Regions from separate parts of the Mus musculus genome. Here region 2 is linked to region 1. Evidence: chromatin loops called from intact Hi-C (ENCODE). Cell type or tissue: left cerebral cortex. All regions are shown on one strand. Each heading gives the region's core, and the rest is flanking DNA. Links, peaks and the distances in the headings are about the cores only. Region 1 has its middle 64 kb from the start of Cmpk2. Region 2 has its middle 98 kb from the start of Gm25564.

What was found. A loop is a pair of places that touch in the nucleus more often than their neighbours do. Peaks named below come from ENCODE experiments on the same cell type or tissue, not always from the same donor. Only the 100,000 strongest peaks of a DNase experiment are listed, where the experiment ranks them.
Region 2: a loop joins it to region 1, with 4 times the contacts of the local background. A loop is called at or near these places in 3 of 42 quality-filtered maps.

Annotation. Positions count from the first base shown.
Region 1 is chr12:26,528,598-26,536,933 of GRCm38, reverse strand. No RefSeq gene overlaps it. Among named protein-coding and RNA genes, the nearest start is that of Cmpk2, 64 kb to the right of the region's middle. In left cerebral cortex, for the core only: a CTCF peak has its summit at 3,784 (motif pointing left); DNase peaks (open chromatin) are centred at 2,424, 3,777 and 4,654; H3K4me3 peaks cover 229 bases.
Region 2 is chr12:28,247,771-28,256,106 of GRCm38, reverse strand. No RefSeq gene overlaps it. Among named protein-coding and RNA genes, the nearest start is that of Gm25564, 98 kb to the left of the region's middle. In left cerebral cortex, for the core only: a CTCF peak has its summit at 7,186; DNase peaks (open chromatin) are centred at 3,331, 3,574, 7,233 and 7,607.

The DNA of each region.
Region 1 (8,336 bases), core at 159-8,158:
TCTCCATATATCCCACAGTTTATGTCTAATGTTCTCCCTCTTTCATGGCCAGAGAATCTGCTCACTCTCAACCTCCCTTGGGAATTAAGCACTAACATCTCTGTCTTAGTCAGGGTTTCTATTCCTGCACAAACATCATGACCAAGAAGCAAGTTGGGGAGGAAAGGGTTTATTCAGCTTACATTTCCACATTGCTGTTCATCACCAAAGGAAGTTAGGACTGGAACTCAAGCAGGTCAGGGAGCAGGAGCTGATGCAGAGGCCATGGAGGGATGTTCTTTACTGGCTTGATTTCCCTGGCTTGCTCAGCCTGCTCTCTTATAGAACCCAAGACTATCAGCCCAGAGATGGTCCCACCCACAAGGGGCCTTTCCCCCTTGATCACTAATTGAGAAAATGCCTTACAGTTGGATCTCATGGAGGCATTTCCTCAACTGAAGCTCCTTTCTCTGTGATAACCCCAGCTGTGTCAAGTTGACACAAAACTAGCCAGTACAATCTCAAAACATGTCTTTAACTTATAAAAGATAATTTATGAAAATGACATGAGTGGATTGTTAATAGTATAGATATGCTTTGTGCATGCTTTTTTGTGGGAGATATGGTGTATATGTATGTGTCTTGTTGGCATTCTGAATGCACGTGTTGTGGGTGAGTGTGGATGTGCTATAAGGCATGACGTACATGTATGTTGTGGGGAACTGGTATACATTTGGCAGGTTGTGTACCTCCATATAGGAAAGGGTGGATATGTGGTGGTAGGCAGATCTGTGTGTGATGTATGTTGTGATGTGTGGAATGGCATATGAGCATGTTCTTGAATGAGTGGTGTGTGTATATGTGTGACTTGTTGGTACTATGTGTTAGTGCACCTCTCACTGACAGCTCTGAGGAGTCTTAAGACTTCCTACTCCAGAGAAAGCATACCTTTCTAGAATGATCCTTGTGTGGTTACACACTTCATGAAATTGTGGTTAAAAGACCCTGGCTTTCCTCACCCCACCCCTTTTCCTGGAGATAGACACACCTTTTTCCTACTGACAACCTATAGCAGTTTCAACCTGGCGACAATTTCATTCATTCAATTTTGGGTTTTTTGCTCTAAAAATCAGACATTTCTGCAGTGAACTGTTTCCACCCCAACTCCAGAAAAAGGCTTCGCTTCCTGAGACAGAAGGCTCCGCCCCCTGAGACAGAAGGCTCTGCCCCCTGAGACAGAAGTCTCCACCTCCCGAGGCAGAAGGCTCCGCCCCCTGAGACAGAAGGATGGGCTACAAATCTGTCTTCCAAGCCTTCATCTCCTTTTCTTTTAGAAAGAACACAGCGACAGCCTTGCTCATAATGGCAAAGGACATAGGGATAAGTGTGCACGGCTGAGTAAATTAGGCCTCCTGCTCCCATGCCTGCTTGTTTAGATCCTTCTTTTCCCACACCGGGACAGAAGTCAGGTCTTTGGACATGACAGGCAAGCAAACCCTGTTCTACTTTCACTGCCATTAAAAGAGGAGGGGGAGGGGTGTGAAGGACAGGGTTAGGAGGCCAGCTGTTCCCCACCCCCACCCTTCACCTCAGAGAGTCCCTAGCCCTTCTCATCCCATTTTCTCATGAGCAGATGGCAACAGGGCTAGGAGTCCTCATGGAGGCTTAGGGAAGCCAGGATCCAAACACGGGACAAACAACCAGCAAAGCTCTAGTTGTTTGGTGTCCCACACAACCAAATTACTTGTGATTCTGATTTTAAAGCCACACAAATTAAAAAGGCATATAGATAGAGCCAATTTAGCCATCTGTCCAGTGGCCTCAGATCCCACCCAGAAGATATCCTAAGATAAGCCCAAATTTGCATCTGTTCTTGTGACTTCCAGAGAACAGCTACTAAGTCCAGATGTATGTCCATCTACTATGTAGCTCTCCCGGCCCATCCCCTGCAGACTTGATGCTGCTCACCTAGAGAAACCATCCTGCCTCAGGAAGTGTGGGAATGAGGAGACATGACTCACTGAGCCAATTAAAGTGGGAAATCCCCATTACTGATCAGGATCTGCCTGCTTGTTTCAATTAGGAGCAGCAGTGTCCCCCCTTTCCTTCCTAAGCAGAGGGTCCCGGGGCTGTGAGGAGATGGGTCTGGACTCCTTCGAGGGAAAATGTAAGAGTGCACAACTGGAGTCAGAAGTCTCACACTGGCTGGCCAGAGCTGGTGGAGGTCAGAGCTGCACAGAAATGTTTGAAGAATGCCCGTCAGGAGAAGATAAATGCTTCCTGCTTGCTGGGTGTGCTCTCCCTTTAACTCTTCTCAGTCCCATCTCTGTGAGACCCTGCAGCCCCTTGCAGCTGTGACCTCTCTAAACTGCCAGCCTCAGATGACTGACACTTCATCAATTTTGCCTGAACTGCATTTACAAGCCAGTCTCGGGAGGATTGGCCAAGTGCACCAAGCATGGGGGCATTTCCCTACCGGAGCCAGATTGCTGCAGAATGAGGGGGCTCTTCCCACCTTCTCCCAGTGGCCCGGGCAAACAGCCTAGGGGCCTCCCCGCCAAAGGGAATGAACGGACCTCTGATTATTCCTTGTAAATTTTTCATGAGGACATCTGCCCATGCTCCTCTCCCTCTGAGTACCTCTCTCTCTCAGTCTCTCTCTCCTCACCACCTCCCTCTCTGTGTTCTCTCTTCTCTCCTTCTCACTCTCTCCTCCCCCTCCTCTCTCTCCTCTATCACTCTCCCCACCCCCACTCAGGTTTCATCTCACCTCTAACCCTTTCTCCTCTCCTTCCTTCCTCTCCCTCCTGTTTTTCTCTCTCTCTCCTCCCCTCCTCCCTCCCCTCCCCTCCTCTCCTCCCTCCTCTCTTTTTTATGTCTCCCCGTTCCTACCTCCCCTTCCTTTTCTCTCGCCTCCCCCTTCTCCTCCCTCTTTTCCCTCCCTCCCTCCCCCTCTCCCTGTGTTCAGACTCCTGACAACTCATGAAAAACGAGAGTCATTGGGCCTCAGCCGCCATTAGTCAAGACATGCCTGATGTGTGAACGTGGACCTCAGGCTGAGAGGGGCCAGGCTGCAGGGACTGGTCCTAGAGACAAAAGACCAAGCCGGATGGATATTATAGATAGGTAGGCAACAAAGCCTTCTGGACCGGTAGGGTTGGTTCTGCAGACAAGGGGCTCTGTGCTTGTACATCAGTGTGGCCCAGGCTTTCCCCGATGAACACTCTTGTCTCCCTGGCTCCTTGATGTGGCTCCCTGATCGAGGGCAGAGTCCAAATCCAAACAGAGAGATTGGAGATACACACACACACACACACACACACACACACACACATATGGTGTCGAATGCGCCTTAAATATCAAAATATATTAACTCTCATGTAAGGAGTACAGGGGTGGGGAATAAGCCTCAAAATCCTTTTTTCTGTACAGTTCAAACTAAGGACCTACAGCTCTTTCTCATTACTGCGCCCAATCATGCCGATGTCCTTTTTGTGCCCCCTTTGAAGTGACATGTGCTTCAATTTATTTTTAATCTTCTAAGTGACGTCGGGACTGCAGCCTGTGCACACGTGAAGTCTCTGCCCTTCTTGGCTGTTGTCTAAAGCAGTTTGGGCCACAACAAATCAGGCACTCAGTCCAGAGAGAGCCCAGGAACGATCTGAGGCCGGGGAGATGCGCAAAAGTGCTGCGCAGAGGAGGCAAAGTCATTAATAAACCCTTCACCATACACACCTTCCCTACCTTTGTGTAGGTCCTGGCCCTGGTCCTTGGGGACCCGCCATGGAGACACTCTGTGGAGCAACAGTGCCACCCAGTGGACAGTACTGGCAAATGACTGTCCCTTCTCTCTGCAGTCTCCCTGGGCCCTAATATCACATCTTTAAGCAGTTTTCTACATGAAAGGAGGCCTGCAACTGATTCAAAGCCACCTTGCCTTGGAAACCTGAGCATGCCCATAAAAGGCAGTGTGCACAGAACATTGAGGAATGTTTTTCGTTATGTTGGGGGTCTACCCCCAGCAGCTACTCTGGGGGGGGGGAGGGTAAGGGGGGATGTCAAAGGAAAATAAAATTAAATATACTTTTAAATCATACTTAATTTACTAATCAGTTCAAATAAATATGTGTATATACAAATGTGTGTGTGCGTGTGTGTGTGTGTGTGTGTGTGTGTGTGTGTGTGTGATGTTTGTCCAGTTACAGTCTCAGTGTTTAGTTGAAACATAAATTACATTAGCCCAAGCTCTTGTAACCCTCAGTATTGAGGGAAAATGGCTGAAATATCATCATATTTGGAGTTAGGCAGTGAGGTCAAAGTCTTGCCTGTACATAGATCTCACTCACCTGATAACCTGGACGGTTTCCATTTCCCATCTGCAGTCTTCAGTCACCCAGAAGGAGGCTGACGTGACAGCCAACGGTGACTTGCCCTATGCCTGGCTAGGTTCTGACTCTGCCTATGATCTTGAAACCTTCCCTCCCCTCTCTCCTTGGGTATTCCCTTTTGTCTTCAAGCAGAATCCAGCCCTTCACCCCCTCCTGGAGCCTTTTCTCCTCACGCCTCATGAATGTTGGTGAGGTGAGCACATTACATGGGCTTAAAAACTCCTAGTGAATCCACTGGTTTCCAAACTCACATGCATCCCGGATTGGGAGGCAGAAAGCGTCCTACAGATAGGGAATCCAGCCAAGGCCTGCCTCTTTCTGAGTCATCTGCAGTACAGAGTGGACTTCTCATACATAAACAAAAAGGATGGTTAATGCTTATTTTAACCAGTCTGTTACTTGAAGCCTTTAAATACTGCCCTACGGCATCTTGTAGAAAACATCGTTTGGTGCAGACTTTAAATAACTTAATATAAAATCATCGTGAGGGGAGGAGCTGAAAATCATCAACTCTGTGAAAGAATGTGAAATATGACCTAAAGTACATTAGATCCAGATCATTAAAGTCATCAAGTCATCGTCTTTCTCGTCCCCACCCACTGCAATGACTGACTTTGCTTACTGCCGTCACACGCCCTGCAAGGCTCTCAGTTGAGGAACTGACTCCATCAGATGGTCTATAAGGCAAGTCTGTGGGGGCATTTTATTGATTGATGTAGAAGGGCCCAGATCACTATGAATGACACGGACCCTGGGAAGGTGGTCCTGTGGTACAGAGAAAAGGAAGCTAGGCAGAGGGAGAGTGGGCCAGCAAACAGTGCTTCCCCTGCCTCTCAGTTCCTGCCTTGAGTTTCCAGCTTGGCTTCCTCAATCGTGGACTTTGGTCCACGACCTTTGGTCATGGAGCTTGTCACAGCCACAGAATAGCAAACTCGAACAAATGGAAAGGAGCAGCCTGCCCATGTCTTGTCCTCTAGGTTTTTGGGGCTTTATATTCTGAGATTGAGAGCATCACACTGGCTGTGATGTGCCACCTTGTGCCATTTTGATGCTGAAGAAGTTCTGAGAGAAACTGTGGACTTCTGAAGGGATCAGGCCCTTGTCCTGGCTAGTTTTAGGTCAGCTTGACACAAACTAGAATCATCTAAAAAAGAGAAACTCAATTGAGAAAGCACTTCCATAAAATTCAGCTGTAGGACATTTTCTTAGTTGCTGATTGATGGGAGAGGACCCAGCCCATTGTGGGTGGGGCAGCACGTGGCATGCTGGTCCTGGGCTCTATAAGAACGGAGTCTGAGCCATCCATAAGGAGCAAGTCAGTAAGCAGTGTCCCTGCTGTAGCCTCTGCATTAGCTCCTGCCTGCAGGTTCTTGCCTATTTGAGTTCCTGTCCTAGACTTCCTGTAGACGTGGACTATGGATACGGAATCATAAGCCAAATAAACCGGTTTCTTCCTAGCTTGCTTTGTTTCATCATAGTAACAGCAACTCAAACTACAACATAAGTTGGTACTAGATGTGGCATATTGCTGCGACATACCTAATTCTGTTGTTTTGTGGGAGGATCATGGATGGAGTTTGGAACTCTAGGTTAAAAAGTTTGGTGAACTCTTCTGTGGGAGCTTGGGAGATAAGAATTGAAAACAGTGTGAAGAGGTCAGCTCAGGGCCTTTGGAAAATCCCACCAGACCCCTCCCCTCCTGGAAGAGAAAGGTCATGGAGCACTTAGGCACCCCTCCTCTCTGGAAAAGAGGCTTAATTACATTTATCATACCATGTGGGGACTTGGGGGGAACCGACCACCAGCCACCTGAGTGTGGGGGAGGCTCAGAGCACTTAGACACATTCCGTGACCATTGGCCACCTACAGACAAGGGAAGTCCTTGCCACCTCATTTCCTAAAGATCAATCAGTTTAAAAGTCACTGTTCTGCCAATCACATTGTGTCTAATGGCTGCTGCTCTGAAAACTATACAAAAATTTGTCAAACATGCTGCACAGGGTTGTTCAATCTCGTTTGTGTGTAGGGCAACTCCAGCATGCTGGAACAATAAAATTCCTCTTGCTTTTGCATCGATCCCTGACTCCACATTGTTCACTCAGGGCGTCTCTGGTAAGTTAAGGCTCACCAGAGTCTTACAGTGCCTTAGTTTCTGAAGTTCCAGAGGGAAGTTCTGTGAGTCACTGAAAAACTCTATCGGGGCCATTTGGTATTTTGAGTTGAGAATCTGTGGTTTTTGGTTAGCTGGGGCTGAAGAGTCAGCTCTGATTAACAATCAGTCAGAGGCACTCATGTAAAACCTTTGCTTTGCTCAGACGATTGATGCCGGTCAACTGGAGTTTAGAAATGAACAAGAGACCCGCATCACTGATCTGGACACTTCTGGGAAGTGTCTCCATAGAGTCAGCACACAAAAGCTGTGTTCCAGAAGCAGCCAAGGTTGTACCTCACACAGGCAAGTGAACTTAGTAGTGTAAGAGTCACCTACGGGGTACTGGTTTCAAGGCATGGAATGGGCATGGAGAGCAGATGAGGATTAGCACTGTAAGTGGCCAGGATAGGCCATTGGTGAAGCTGCAGCCTCAATAGCAGTGGAAACCCCAGGACTGAATGGGTCATGGAAAGAAGTTGAGGCTTGTCACCATAAAGAGAGTCTAGGAAAGGCTCCTGATGAAAGTACAGCCCAGTTGCAACAGCGGCCCTAGCTTTTGGAAGATGCCAGTACCATGGGATGGTCACCAAGAACAGCAGCAGTGATAGAATGTAGGCTGCCAGAGCCTGAAAGACAAGCTATGTGTGCTACAGATGCCTGAGCTTGCAGAGTGACCCAAGTCCTTTGGGAGAGCCTCAAAAATTGTAAGCCAACCCTGGATATTGAACAGTGAGCTATTTACACTGTTCAGTTTTGCTTCAGTTTGATCTTATTGACTGTGCCCTGGTTCCTGCCCCTTAAAATAAGAAAGTATTTCAGTTACTTTTTATTTTATAGGAGCCAACAGTTGAAAGATACTGGATTTTAAAGGATTTGCTATTTTAAAAGACACGGAGATTTTAGTTATTTGAATTTATAAAGGCTGTGAGACTTTTAAGTTTATAAAATGTTTTATATTGTGATGCCTTTACTAATGTGCGATCTTGGGAATGAACAAGGGAGGAAATGTTGTATTAACGGGGATGGTTGAAGTCCACAAGGGGTCATTTGTGCTGGGTAGCCTTATGTTAAGGTAACACAAGTTAAAGCCATGGGAGAGGACTGAGCCTCAGTAGAGAAAACGCCTTCAAAAGGTGGGGCTGTTGCCTCTTGCTGACTGGAGGACTCAGAAGAGCAGGACTGCACCTTGCCTGGGCAACACAATAGAACTGGCCCTGCTACCATAGACACAGAGATGGAGCCTGAGGGTGTGAGAGCACGAGAGTCAGTTCTGCCACTTGCCAGTTGCTGCAGGCAGGAGAGCTGTCCCTGCGACTCACTTGGGTAAAGCAGGAGAGCTGGTGCTCTGACCAACTCAGCTACCACCCAGGCTGAAATTTGGTACTTTGAGTTGGTCCACCTCAACATCTACCCTATCTGTGAACTGCTGGAACACATGACAGGGCAGGTCCTTTAGAGCTAAAGCTGCAGGATCTCCATGACACAGGGCACCAACAGGCCTGCCAAGAGGAGTCCTGGTGAGGGTCCAGTATTTAGCAGAAGCCGGAGGCCTTGAAACAGACTCATTGCAATGAACATTTGCAAGGAAAGCTGATTGGGCAAAAGGTATACTGTGCGACACACTGTAATACACCAAAATTTCCATGGTGAGGTGGCTTTTTCCTATTGATTTATTTATTATTTTTATTTTTTGTTTTGGGGGTAGAAATTGCAAGGCAGAGTATGGATATGGAGGGATGGGGTGATGAGTGGGGTTGAAGTGTGTAATGTGAAATTGACAAGGAATCAATAAAAGGCTTTTCTGAAAATTAGGCTGC
Region 2 (8,336 bases), core at 149-8,148, 1.7 Mb before region 1:
GTCCACTGGAACCTGATCAATTTACCAGGGACCACACCCTTAAGGAAAACTGAATCTCTCTCCCCTATAAGTTATGAGTTGATACTAATTCCTCCCCTAGGAGTGGGAGCCTGGAGCCCAAGACCATGGTAGTCCTCTGTAGCTTGGTACACGTTTTGCTAATAGTTTGTTGTTTACTGAAAGTTGAAAGAGTGGCATTGGTGTTTCAGCTGGCAGGATGCTCAGTTCTTGCAGGGTGTGATCATAAGTAACAAGGATCCTTGAGACCCTCTGAAGGTTACAGTCAGGTCTCAAACAGGGAAGTTTATTGAAACTGAGGTAGGTGCTGGATGATAGCGGACAGTCTTTCCATGTTCCAAATGAGAGTGTGGAGGATGGAATTTAATGGCCCATCTGGTTCCATTGTGATATGTGTGCTGGTGAAAATCCACCAGCTCATTAGCGTCTAGCTGGCCATACTTCCAGACTCCCCACTGAGATGGCTTTTTAGCAAAAATTAATAACATGTGTTGACATTAACCTGCTGAAAGTTTTTTTAAAAAGTGATTTTTTTGTTGGACATTTGTGTTTTCTGAGCGAGAAGCTTCTGGTTGAAAAAATATGTAAAAGAAGCTATCATTTTTCAGAAGAGCTAAGGCTGGCCTTCCAGGAGACTGCTTCTTATGAAGCTGTGACTGTCTCTGCAACCCTGATTTTCTCAGTGCCTGCTTTTAACTATTATTGTTTTGTTAAAAGACTTATTATTTCAATCACTGACATGGAGTTTCACTGGAAAGAAATTGATAACTCAAACAAATTTATATGATTTATTACCTGTAGATATTTTTCTAGCTCATTTTTAAAGTAAACAAAATTAAGACCAGTATTTGCATAGCTTCATAAAACTGAATCAGTGAATCCATGTGGTGTTTGCTGAATATAGAACTTTACATGAAGCAGCTGCAGGAGACTGAGGCGGAGACTGAGGCTGAGGGAATGGAGGGGTGTTGGTGCTGGTCTAGCCTTAGTTTACATAAAGTTGAACCTAGCAGGGGTTTGAGGCTCTACAGCTGTGAAGTTCATACTGGGACTTGGTCCCTGTTCATGGGTATGCTTAGGACCTTGGGAAGAGCAGGAACTGTTTCAGCAGGCATTAGGGATAGACAGAGGGAGGGGAAAGGAAAGAAGACACATGTGATGTACTTTTGAAAATTCAATTAGCAAAGTCTAGGAAGTTAGAAGACTCAGAGTAAGAGCAGAGCAGAGATGAAGACCGTCAAGCTATGTGCAGGCTGATTGGTGTGAGCTCACTTTTAAATACTGAATGGTGTGGAGTCTTATGATGGTGCCCTGGTAGTAGAGAAATTCGTGTGCCAAAATGCTGGCTCAGATTCTATAGTGTTTCTCTTTCTACTCTTTGTTCAATTGAAACTTCAAACATGTTAGATGGTGCCACCCATATTTATTGTTGCTCCATACCATCGGAAAGAGTTAGATGGGAGATATCCTGTGTGCCTGGAAAATGCTGCTCAGCTTATTAAAAAATAATGAGTTGGTCACAGAGGCCCAAGGGCCCACCGAACAACTCAGATTTCCTGTCCTTTTTGTTGGCTTCTAGAGATAACTGTAAAGATCTGTGGCTGCAGATACCCATTACTATGGTTGTAGTATATAAAGATTTTAAGCTGAAACTGAGCTGAGGTCCCTCCCTGCTGCCTGCCTGCCCGCCCGCCCGCCCGCCCTCCCTCCCTCCCTCCCTCCTTCCTTCTTTCCTTCCTTCCTTCCTTCCTTCCTTCCTTCCTTCCTTCCTTCCTTCCTTCCTTCCTTCCTTCCTCTCTCTCTTTCTCTCCCCTCCCTCCCTCCCTCCCTCCCTCCCTCCCTCCCTCTCTCTCTTTCTTTTCTCTCTTTCTCTCTTTCTCCCTTCTCCCTTTCTCTCTTTCTTTCTTTCTTTCTTTCTTTCTTTCTTTCTTTCTTTCTTTCTCTCTCTCTCTCTCTCTCTCTCTTTCTCTCTCTCTCTCTCTCTCTCTCTCTCTCTCTCTCTCTCTTTCTTTCTTGGATATTTTATTTATTTACATTTCAAATGTTATCTCCTTTCCTGGTTTCCCCTCTGAAACCCCCCCATCCCCTCCCCCTCCCCCTGCTTCTATGAGAGTGCTCCTTCACCCACACACCCACTCCCACCTCACTACTCTGGCTTTTCCCTACAATGGGAAATCGAGCCTTCCCGGGACCAAGGACTTCTGCCCTCATTGATGCCAGATAAGGCCATCCTTTGCTATATATGCAGCTGGAACCATGGGTCCTTCTATGTATACTGGTGGTGGTTTAGTCACTGGGAGCTCAGGGGTGGGGTGGGGTGGGGTCTGGTTGGCTGATATTGTTGTTCTTCCTATGGGGTTGCAGATGCCTTTAGCTCCTTCAGTCCTTTTCCTAACTTTCTCAGTGGGGTCCCTGTGTTTAGTCCAATGGTTGGCTATTAGCATTGACCTCTGTATTTGTCCAGGCTCTGGCAGAGCCTCTCAGGAGACAGCTATAACAGGCTCTTGTCAGCAAAAAATAGTGTCTGGGTTTGGTGTCTGCATGTGGGATGGATCCACAGGTGGAGCAATCTCTAGATGGCCTTTCCTTCAGTCTCTGCTCTACACTTTGTTCCTGTATTTCCTTTATACAGAAACAATTCTGGGTTAAAAATTTGGAGATGAGTAGGTGGCCCTATCCCTCAACCAGGTTCCTTGCCTAACCTCTGGATATGGTCTCAACAGGTTCTCCCTCCCTTTGGTTGGCCATTTCAGCTAATCTCATCCTTGTTGGGTCCTGGGAGCCACTTGATTTTTTGGCATCTGACACTTTCTGGTGGCTATCACCAGTTCCCCATCCCCCATTGCTATATACCTCTGTTCAATTTCCTGAACCTCTGTATTTCATCCTCCTCTCCTCCCATACCTGATCATGTCCCCCTTTCTCCCCTTCCCCTCCTTTCTCCCTCCTAAGTCCCTCCTACCCTCTACCTCCTGTGAGTATTTTGTTCTCCCTTCTAAGAAGGACCGAAGCATCCACATTTTGGTCTTCCTTTTTCTTGAGCTTCATATGATCTGTGAATTGTATTCTGAGCTTTTGGGCTAATATTCACTTATCAGTGAGTATATACCATGTGTGTTCTTTTGTGACTGTTTTGTTTTCTTCATGTTGTGCAAAGCTGTAGGTATGAAGGACACTTGCTACTGAAGGCTCCTTCTTGCCAGCCTTGTGTTTATGCAGTGAAGCAGAGGCTGCTGGTCTGGCTAGAGTCTGTCTTCATCCACAGTAGGAGTTAGAAGATATACTTAAATTTGGCGCACACATGACAGAGTGAATGACACTGTTTGGACAGATTCAGAGGAACCTCTGTGCTATGCCTGCCGGGAGTAACCTTCCATTTCAGAGTGGATGCAACAATTGCTTGGCTGTACTCTACGGGCATGCCAAGTTTTCTTTTCTTCAAGAAATAGGATGCCTCTGCTTGATCTCACTGCTCTTGGACCATAAAGCTTGTGCAGGAGCCCAGAATTCCGTAGGCAAGGTTGTTGATGTCATTTGACTAGCCACTTTGTAGCTTCTTTAAATATGTGCAGATAGCAAAGAATGCAACTGAGCCACCCACTAATCACCAGGAGACAATATTTTTGAGAGCTTCCCAAATATTCATTCTTGTTCACAGATATTCATTTACATTCTCATGAACATTTGGGCAGTATGGCTATTATTTTGCATAAAAGGTTCCTGTTCCATATGTTGTCTCTAAAAAGTGCTTTCTCACCTAACAATAAAAGGGATATATTTTTTTCCCCATTTCAACAGAAGGAAGTGTCTGTTGCTGATTTCAATAATAGTACTGTGTGGCTGGTCTGTGCACTGCTAACCAGCTTCTTATTAATGGTCAAACCTGATCCTACCACACTTTCACTATTATGAATGTACATCTTTCTGCATATGACTTCTCTCTTGTTTTGGACACTTAAACCATGAGAGGATAACACAGCTTAGGGCTTACTTAGAACAAGGAAATAGTAAGAATGTGAAAAGACAATTTGTTGAAAAGATCTGAACCTGCAAATGTTTACAGGACACATCAGACACGCAACACCCTGGCAGAATGACACTTCAGATGGGTTTTCCTTGGGATGGCAGCTCTTTCTGTGTGTTCTGGGCCTGGGTTGATATTATAACTAGATCACAAATGCAGTGCCTGGAACAACAGCCACTGCACCAATGTGGCTTTTTTAGAGTTGTCAGAGGGTCTTCCATCCTCTCTTGCCTTTGTGTCAATAATGTCCACACCAGCATCCAGTCTAAAACTGGTTGCAAGGAATCTCTTGTAAAGGTAAGATGAGAATAAGGTGCTTCTTCAAGTTAATAAGATGTAGGAAGACACATGCTTCTGGGTCAGTAATGGACAAGCTGCTTCTGATGCAGGACAATGGCAGGGAGCTACATCCATGACATCCCCACAATACAGTTGCCTAAACATGACCCGAACAATGACAACACCAGTAGATATGCCGTCACGGATGGGGGAAATCTCACCATGCCTAGATGAAGGGCAATTGTTGGCTGTTGAGAGAGGGAGAATCAGTCTTCCCAAGGAACAGGCTGCTGACAAGTGATCCAATCCCAACTGGCCAGGCATATGAATATGCTCAACAATAAATGGACACAGCAGGTGGTATATATATATAATATATATATGTATATATATATACACATATGCATACATGTGTGTGTATGTGTGTAACAATTAAAGAGGAGGTCATGAGTATTAGAATAATCAGTAGGTCATGGGAAGGGTTGGAGAGGAACAAGCAAATTCTGTAAATACAGTAGTCACATATGAAATTCTAAAAAAATTTTAAAAATATACGCACATTAAAAAAGTTGAATGACACACAGAATTCAATAAATGGCATAAACAGAAAATAATCCAAAATCCTGTGCGTTTAATTCCATTTCCTTTCAATACCCAGACTGCTATTTGAGAACCAGTGTACTGCAAGCTAAGAACTATGAACTGACTTCAAATTTAAATTTACTACCTGCTCTAATGGAGGCAGTGTTTCTCAGAGTCCTAGAGAAATAATGAGAGATGAACCTGGTCTGACTTTGCTTCCATGGTAAACATTTCCAGAAGTGTTAACTGGAAGCTTAATATATGAAGCTAATTACTGCATGAACTGGGGCCCTTCAGGAATGGAACTGTAGGTTGCATTCTGCCCACTCTCTGTTCCAGGAAGGGTTATCCAAGCAACAGGATCTAAAAGTAGCTTCTTTGGCAGAGAGGATAACTGTAGTGTGGTCCCAAGGTGTCTTGCTAATTATTCCTGGTGTCCTGTCCCAGCTCGTGTTGACCTGGATAACATATGGCCTTGCCAGTCACAGTAGGAAGATTTGGCTGTGGAAGACACAGGGCTGAAATAGCTTCACCACAGGAAAGATAGCCAGGGGATGCTTCTCCTGTCCCAGAGTTTCTGCTCTGCCTTCCTAGTGCCCACATTATTTCCTGGCACTGGGGATGGATGTGAGACCCAGGGCAGAGTAATTAAAATGCACTATGGATCTCTATGTGGGAATGGGTAGATTGCTTCTCAATGTCCGATGGCTACCAAGAGGGAGAGGAAATACAAAGAGAGGAAATTAATTCACACACTAATGAATTTTTTAATTAGAATTTAAAAATCCAAACTTCAGCAGTGCATTTTCCTGTAGGGAATGGTATAGAATGATCCAGGTAATTAGGGGCAGAGGAGGTATTAAAGTAAACTTATGGACTTAATGTAATAGAAAATGTTTGAAGGTCAATGGTGGTGATCCAGCCCAGGATATGCAGTCACTAGGAGAACACACAGGCTGGGCATACTCCTTTTCCCATAAAAAGATAAAAAAAACCAAAACCCTGAATTTAAAATAAAGAATACATGATAAAATGCCCACTGGGAGGGTAGCAAAACGTTCTTGGGATATAAATTGGCCTTTATTAATATTTTTAATTTTCTCTGTGTTATACATGACCATAGGCATGCCAATGCGGGGAGACCAACTGAGCCACACTGCTGCTTCACAGAGTGCATTGAAGTTTGGTGTCAGCCTTCACTTCGCATAGCTGGACAAACAGCTGCAATAGTTTGGAAGCATTTAGGAATACACGTTTCTTCAGCATCTCCTGTCATGTGATCAAATAGCCAGAGAAAAGAGAGCCAAGCTTGGGTGCCTCTCTTTACATAACGACACACAGCCATAATACATGTTCACCTCCTCTCTCTGTCAGGACACTGCTCAGCCTCCTTGGGGATTTGAAATGTTTCTAAATACTTAAAATCAAATAAAAGAAAGCTAACATCCCATTTCTCCGGAGTTTTACTACTTTTTTTCTTTTTTAACCAGTCTTCTTGTGTTGTGGCTTTGTAGCTGGGCCCTTCTTACTTCTTGTTTCCATATTTATTTAGAGAAAACAATCACGCACACAATTCTATCCTCACACTTGTAAAGTCTGGTGTTTTTGCACAATACCAGTCCTGAGTCCCTTAACAAACCAAGATACATCACGCTGACACATCTTCTCAGTTTATTTTCCTTAGTTGGTAAAAAATGAAAGGAAGAAAGGGGGAATTAGAAGAAAGAGAAGACGAAGAAGTATAAGTTGTTGCTGGTCAAAAATAGAACTTTAAAACTGAACTTGAAGTTGAAAGCCATCTAGTATAAATGCCCTGTACTTATCGAAGCCTCGCCTCAGATTTTCTATCAAAATGCCTCAAAAGATTTTCAAGCAAGAAATGATGTCTAGATGTTAAGAAGTTCCAGCCTGATGACCTCTGCCCCAGCTGCTTTTATTGGCATGGCCCCAAATTGCCCCATGCTTTGAATGGATGTGTAGCAGATGGTGACTTTCCCCAGTGTGCAAAAACAGGCTGTGGTCTAACCTGGGCTGTGTTTCTATAACAGCCGAGCAGGTGCTCACAAACGGAGGCCTGCTCCCAGCATTCTACCATGGAAAGCTCTTGTGGTTTTTCCTCTTCTCTCTGCTGATGTTGCCTGCTCTAATAATTAGGGGTCTCTCTGAGCATTTCCAGATCAGAATTTTCCTGCACCACCACTAGGGGGCGTCTCTGAGTCTCTCCTGGTCAGAATTCTTCCTGCCTCACCACTAGGAGGGGGGCCGGTGTCTCTTAGCATTTCCTGATGAGAATTGGCCTGCTCCACCACTAGAGGGGATCTCTGAGTCTCTCCTGGTCAGAATTCTTCCTGCCTCACCACAAGGGGGTGTTTCTGAGACTCTTTTGGTTTGAATTTCTCTCCCCCATCACTGAGGAGAATCTCAGCTTTTCCTGGTCAAGCTCTACATGGTGCATGAACCTGTCTTTGTTCAAACTGATTGCTGCATTTAATTTGTTTGAAACTTGCTTTAATCCCCTTCACCCCACTTGCCTTCCCAGCCTCCCTAATAGTAATTCTGCTGGCCCCTCTCTCAGGACCATGTCTTGTACTTCCTGACTGGGCCCATGAGTGACTTGAGTGCAAAGGCATCTCTCACCTGTCTATGGGACTGGTGCTTCTGCATTTCTGCCACAGCTGGACTGCAGGGAGCCCAGGTTTCCTGGGATTTTTGCCCAGCTTCCCACTCATCCTCCCCACTGGCTTTTGCTTTTTGGTGACTCATTTAAAACAAGAATGAAAGTTCCTCAGATACTCGACTTACAACGCTTGTCGACTCCCACTCTCTCTTGTATGTGTCTTAATAGGTGCAGATTTATGAATCTAGATTTTTTTTTCAAATCAAATCTCCAATTAGATTACCAAGGATTAATCTGGTGATCCAACCCCCACCTCATCCCATGTCTATGTGTACCACAAAATTTGTGCCTCATCCCCTGGCCTTCATTCCCAGTTGTGGTCATCTGGTTCAACTGGTTTAAATTCCTAAAAGATTGTCTGGGAGTATAATGATGCTAGTAACTGAGTAATATTTTTTTCCTTTGGTTTTTCAAGACAGGGTTTCTCTGTGTAGCCCTGGCTGTCCTGGAACTCACTTTGTAGACCAGGCTAGCCTTGAACTTGGAAATCCAACTGCCTCTGCCTCCCAAGTGCTGGAATTAAAGGCATGTGCCACCACTGCCCGGCTGAGTATTTTGTGAGCAGGGATCTTTTTTTTTTTTAATAAGTTTTGTTGAGAAAAATAATTTATTAATGAATTGAGAGATGGCCTCAATGATAGCCAATAATGGTGGTCACATCAAAACAAACAGAAGAATTAGATTCAAGGCTTTGAAGACTATGTATGCAGATTACTATCAAGGAGATACTGCCTTTCACTTCCTTCAAGCAGCCGT